2 separate regions of the Homo sapiens genome follow, and region 1 is linked to region 2. A link is a loop called in an ENCODE intact Hi-C map of the cell type or tissue named here. Cell type or tissue: heart right ventricle. All regions are shown on one strand. Links, peaks and the distances in the headings refer to the core of each region. The heading gives the core; the rest is flanking DNA.

Region 1 (2,888 bases), core at 166-2,665, 82 kb before region 2:
GGCTTCTGCGGGGCACTCACCAATGCCACCGTCATCCGCCTCCCAGGACAAGAAGCAGCGGCCGGCACGCGTGTCCCAGACACAGACCTGGCCAGAGCTGGTGCCACAATAGAGCAGGGGAGGTGCCCCGTAGCAGAGCGAGGTCAGCTCTCCAGCCCCCACTGCCTCTGGGACTGGCTCTCGACGCACCTGGCAAAGTATGAGAGTGGCCATGGGTCAGCAGTGTCCCGGGGCCCAGGCAGATTCCACCCCACAAAACAACCCCTGGGCCCAAACGCTGAACGGGTGGCACCTGAAGGCTGATGTCTGCCCCACGCTGCTGAAGGAGCCAGAAGGTGACAGTGCCCTGGCCCACACAGGTGAGCTCGCCGGCGTCCCAGGGGTTGAAGGCCACACCATGCACCGGCTCCGGGAGGCGGGTGGAGGACACGAGGTCATAGGTGGCCGTGCCCCACAGGGCGAGGGTGCGGCCATCGTGGTCCCCTGGGAAGGACACAGAGCAGCCACGTCAGGTGCACAGATGCAGCCCCCCCCGGGGTCTAGGGAAGCCCCTGGCCTCCACCCTCCCTCCCACTGACCCAGTGTGACAAGAAGCCTGTCATCTGGTGAGAAGGCCAGGGCCAGCACGGTGGTGCTATGGGGGAAAATGAGATGCTGGCAGAGGCCGCCAGACACGTCCCAGACGCGGATCTGACAATGGGCGGTCGTGCTGCTTCGGCCCGAGGCAGAGGCCAGGACCTGGCAGGCAAGAGGCCAGGCGTGAGTGGGGAGGCCGTGGCTGGCTGGAGTGGAGGCTGGGGTGGCCGTCTGCTCCGTCTTTGGTGGTGAGAACCCGCACCGGTCCGGGAGCTGGGTTCTGCCGGGCACGGTGGCCCTGGGAGAGGAGGAGGGCGATGCAGGCGGGCACCTGGGCACTGTGGCTGAGGGCCAGCGTGGAGATCTCCGCAGAGTGGCCGGACCAGTGCTGCTGGGCGCCAGAGTGCAGGTCCTCCACCACCACCAGGCGGCCGCACGTGTAGGCAAAGAAGCCTGTGCGCAGAGAGGGCGGGGCCTGAGGCCGGGCCGGGGGGGGGGGGGGGCGGGGAGGGGCCTGGGGAGGGGCCGAACAGGGGGCGGGGCCTGGGCCGAGCCGTGGGGCGGGGCCAAGGGGTTAGCATCGTCCCAGCTGCGCCCTCCCCAGCGTCCAGTAGCCAAAGTGCTTCACAGGACCTCGGCTGGAGCGCCAGGAGGCGCTACCGGGAGAACAGAGCCCCACACTGATGGCTGGCGCTCATTTGCCACCAGGTCCTGGCCTTGGGGTGGAGACGGCTGGACCACGCGCGGCCGCATCTTGGCTGGGGGTGGGGGTAGGCTCTTGGCCCCCACCTGTGTCCGGCCTCCAGACCATGTTGGCCCGCCCATTCCCGCTGTAACCGACGACAGCCTTCAGACGCAGCCACCCACCGCTGGCGGGAGGCGGGCAAGTGCCCTGCGAGGAAGGAGACCCGGATGCTGCTGGGGCCCAGCATGGCCACCTGTGCCCCAAAGCCTGCACATGGGAGGCTGTGTTGGGGCACACCCAGGCCAGCTGCAGAGGACACCCAGGGGCAGACGGGGAAGCTGGGGTAGGAGGTGTGGGAGCTGTGGGCACTGTGCCAGGGCCAGGAGGGGCACAGGCCCGTGGGGCTCTCATCAAGGGCAGCTGCTGGGTGAGAGGGGAAGGCAGGTCAGCAGGAGGCCACCACAGAGTCCCGTCTGGAGGCCAGCGGAGGGCAGGGGTGGGGGTGTGGGATGAAGTTGCCTCCAGGGGACAGGCGCCCAAGGGCCAGAGCCATCACCTTTGGCGACCAAAAGCAACCCTGAGGAGGTGCTGGGGAGCCCTGCGGGGGGCCTCTGTGCTTGCTGGGGATAAAGAGGGCTCCCAGAAACCACTCCCCACCTTGGCAGAGTGGGGGCTGCAGCTGACCCTGGCAGGCGTGAAGGCCTTGCAGGAAGCCAGGTAGGTGGTGCGTGGGGCCCCCGAATTCCTGGTGTCCCTGGCGCCTGGCAGGGAGGAGGCAGAGCTTGTGGCATTACACTGCCCTGAGCTCTTCAGAGACCCCACACTACACGCAGTCTCCCCACAAGCCCCTGGTCTACCACACAGTGAGAACTGCACGGCGGGGCACAGGCCGGAGCCACAGACGCAGGCAAACCGTGTCCCACTGCAGGTGACCTTGCCTCGTCACACGGGGGACTCACCGACCGTCCTCAGGCCCCTGCACCGGCACCAGCGTCCCTGCCCTGCCCTCCACTGCTCACGGGGTTGGCCGGGGGAACGGGGAGGCAGGGCAAGCCCCCAGGAGCCCACTGCCGCAGCCCAGGCCCCGTCTCCAGCCCTGCCAGCCTCCTCCTCCGTGAGCACAGGTGGGCCTGAGGCCTGCCCAAGCCCCTCGGGGTCACAGCTCTCCTCACAGGGTCCTTCCTCATCTGACGGGGACAAGGTGCCTGGGGCCAAGGGGGAGAGGAAAAGCTGCCCCCATCCCGACCCCACCGTGTTCCACCTGATGAGGCTAAGGAGGAGAGGAAAAGCTGCCCCCACCCCGACCCCACTGTGTTCCACCTGATGAGCAGCGATGGCACCTGCACCCCAGAGCTGGACGTGCGTGAGTACCTGCTGCCACTGGGCCTGTGCCCTCTCAGACCCCCGAATCCCCCCACTCCTCCAGGACCCCTGCTGCTCACCATCGCCACCTTCGGGAGGCCTGGCACAGACGCCCAGCCGTGGTGGAGATGCCTGACATGGCTTGGGGACCTGCTGCCGGGGGAGCTCGCTGGCCCTGGACGCTGCGTCCTCCAGCGGTCCTGCGCCCGGGCCTGGGGAAGAAGCAGCCCTGTGATGTTTGGGAAGGAAGAGGAAGGGCCACTAG
Region 2 (2,888 bases), core at 236-2,735:
AGGGGAGGCCTCTTGCGTGACCCCACCTGCCGTGGGGTCCTTCCACCACGCACCCAGCTGCGTGCTCCAGGGCAGTGAGGGTGTCTTACTGGCCAGGATAGGGCCTCGCCCACTCCAGAGCGCAGCACTCACTGCCCAGAGGGTCCTGAAAGGCCACCCACGTGGCCTGCAGCAGGAGACAGCCCGCCCCACAGCTGACTGCTCCCAGGCAGCGCTGGCAGAAGCCACACAGAGCACTGCAGCCAGGCCCAGCCTGTGGGTGCTCAGCTCACCAGGGTGAACACCAGGTAGTACAGGGCTGTGGTAGGCAGGAGGAAGAGCAGGATGGTGAAGAGCAGAGTCCCGATGAACAGCTGTAGGGAGGGGCCAGCACACCGGGCATCAGCAGGACCCCGCGCCCAGGGACGGCCCAGCACTGTGCCCTCCCCCATCCCGGAGCTGCAGTCGGGACCTTGCGGCTTCCTGAGGGAACTCGGGATGGCCTGCTCAGAAGCAGTCCCAGTAGCAGGAGGGCTGTCCACCCACACCCCACGGACTAGGGGACTCGCAGGGAGACAGGTGGGGGCCAGACCACCCAAGACGGTGCGTGGCCACACAGTCACCAAGAACATGCTCTGCATGGCAGCATCCAGCGGCTGCGGCAAGTGTGAGCAGCAGACGGGCCCGGGCAACTCTAGTCTCCGAGCCCGGGCACCTCTAGTCTCCGGGCCCGGGGCACCTCAAGTCTCCGGGCCCGGGGCACCTCTAGTCTCCGGGCCCGGGGCACCTCTAGTCTCCGGGCCCGGGGCACCTCAAGTCTCCGGGCCCGGGGCACCTCTAGTCTCCGGGCCCGGGGCACCTCAAGTCTCCGGGCCCGGGGCACCTCTAGTCTCCGGGCCCGGGGCACCTCTAGTCTCCGGGCCCGGGGCACCTCTAGTCTCCGGGCCCGGGGCACCTCTAGTCTCCGGGCCCGGGGCACCTCAAGTCTCCGGGCCCGGGGCACCTCTAGTCTCCGGGCCCGGGGCACCTCTAGTCTCCGGGCCCGGGGCACCTCTAGTCTCCGGGCCCGGGGCACCTCTAGTCTCCGGGCCCGGGGCATCTCTAGTCTCTGGGCCCGGGGCACCTCTAGGGCCTGTGCCTGCACCACCTTCGGGGCTGTGTGTCTGTCTCTTCTCTGTGGCCCAGGGAAGCTCTGCGCTGCTTCAGAGCCCCACGTGCAGCCCACACCGCAGACTTATCTATTCCCAGGGCCTGTGCGCGGCCTCAGCTGCAGGACGGGAGCAGGCTGCCCCCTTGTGGTGCCCAAGCACCGCGCTGGCCCAGCGGGCACAGGCCGGAGGCAGTCAGCCCCTCCAGCCACGAACCCTGCCCCATACCTGGTCCAGGTCATAGGAACAGGAGTCCACGCGCTGGCGCAGAACGTTCCACTTCTTCCCCCGGAACAGACGCCACAGTGAGGACAGGCCATGGATCTTCAGGCAGTACAGCCTACAGGACGCAGTGCTGTCGGGCCCGGCCCCGCCCCGCCCCGCCCCGCCCCCGCCCCACTCGAACGCCCGCCCAGCCGGAGCCTCTGCACCTCCCAGGGGGCGGTGGGGAGGGGGAAGCCCACGCCCACCTGGCTCCATAGACGTAAAAGCAGTAGATGTGGAAGGTGAGGAGGGCGATAATGTCCGAGAGGAGGGACAGGGCCACCGTCAGGCCCAGGCAGGCCGAGAGGCCCACGTGCCAAAGGATGTGCTCCACGAAGGGGGACATGAGGTGGATGTAGCCTGGCAGGGTGGGGTAGGCCCTCAGGAGGCGCTCAGACCCCAGCCCTCGGCCCAGCACAACCCTCACACACACAGGACATGAGGTGCGTGTAGCCTGGCAGGGTGGGGTCAGCCCTCGGGAGGTGCCCAGGCCCCAGCCCTCAGCTGAGCACAGCAGGCCTCACACACACAGGACGCTGGGGAGCAGAGTTGGGGGCACAGGGGGCGGGGTCTGGCTGGGTCCCTACCCTCTTCAGCAAGCTCTGGGGTCCCTGGGGCCCCCGCCTGCCCTGCACTCACTGATCCACAGGTGGATGTGGTAGAGGAAGAAGCGGCCCAGCACCTGGTCCAGTGCACGGTTCATCTTGAGCCCGGCGGGAGCACCCATCAGCCACTGCAGCAGATGCTGGAGCTCCTCGGCCACGTGCTGCAGGGACACAGGGGCCACGCTGGGGCGGGGGCAGCCAGGCTCAGCACCTGCATCTCCCCAGGCTCTTTCGTGATGGGCTCCCACCTTGGCCAGCCTTCCCTCCTCCAGGGTCTACCGCGTCCTAGCGTGGACAGCACACGGGCTCCCCTTCACAGATGGCTCCGGGATTGGGGTCTGAGGAGGCTGGTCTGGAGGCCTCTCTCTGCAGGCCTGGGTGACATGGCCGGGCCCACAGGGCATCCGCGTGGCCCCCTGCCTGCACCCACCTCTACCATCTTCCTCCCCTCTCACTACCTCGGCCACAGGACCCACTGGAGCCCTCGGCCCCAAACACGTGGACGCACTGAGGCCTGGCAGACCCTGATTCGGCTCCAGCCCTGCAGGGAAGCCCACAGCTGACACAGTCCCCTCCAGAGGCCCCACCCCATCGCAGAGGCTGGGGGCTGCCCGGGATGACCACAGGTGAGCGAGACAGTGCCAAGCCCATCAGGGCCACAGCGACCAGGCAGGAGGACAGGTCCCCAGAGGGAGGATGGCGTCAAGTTGAGGGCACAGGCACCCCCAAGAGCAAACAGGGAAGCAGGGTCTTGGCCGCCCAGGAAGAAACTCAGCATCCAGAGGCTGTGCCCCAGCGGGCAGACCCCAAGGGAGCCTCAGCCTCCCCACTAAGGAGACAGTGAGTGACACCTTGGCCCCCACTTGCCCATTGCGCAGGCCCCTTCCAAGCC

Evidence for each region. A loop is a pair of places that touch in the nucleus more often than their neighbours do. Peaks named below come from ENCODE experiments on the same cell type or tissue, not always from the same donor. Only the 100,000 strongest peaks of a DNase experiment are listed, where the experiment ranks them.
Region 1: it touches region 2 in a loop (2.0-fold over the local background); 63 of 110 quality-filtered maps call a loop at or near these places.

Annotation. Positions count from the first base shown.
Region 1 is chr16:659,192-662,079 of GRCh38, reverse strand. It overlaps WDR90 (WD repeat domain 90), which reads right to left. Exons shown (of 41, transcript NM_145294.5): 26 at 2,704-2,835; 27 at 1,919-2,022; 28 at 1,366-1,468; 29 at 908-1,029; 30 at 579-738; 31 at 293-483; 32 at 21-189. Among named protein-coding and RNA genes, the nearest start is that of RHOT2, 7.5 kb to the left of the region's middle. RefSeq lists an enhancer at 1,804-2,694. In heart right ventricle, for the core only: CTCF peaks have their summits at 998 and 1,210 (motif pointing right); a DNase peak (open chromatin) is centred at 1,119; H3K4me3 peaks cover 567 bases; H3K27ac peaks cover 1,259 bases.
Region 2 is chr16:577,648-580,535 of GRCh38, reverse strand. It overlaps PIGQ (phosphatidylinositol glycan anchor biosynthesis class Q), which reads right to left. Exons shown (of 11, transcript NM_004204.5): 5 at 2,031-2,157; 6 at 1,598-1,751; 7 at 1,356-1,467; 8 at 273-353. Among named protein-coding and RNA genes, the nearest start is that of PIGQ, 9.1 kb to the right of the region's middle. RefSeq lists a silencer at 1,159-1,208. In heart right ventricle, for the core only: a CTCF peak has its summit at 1,294 (motif pointing left); a DNase peak (open chromatin) is centred at 1,275; H3K4me3 peaks cover 421 bases.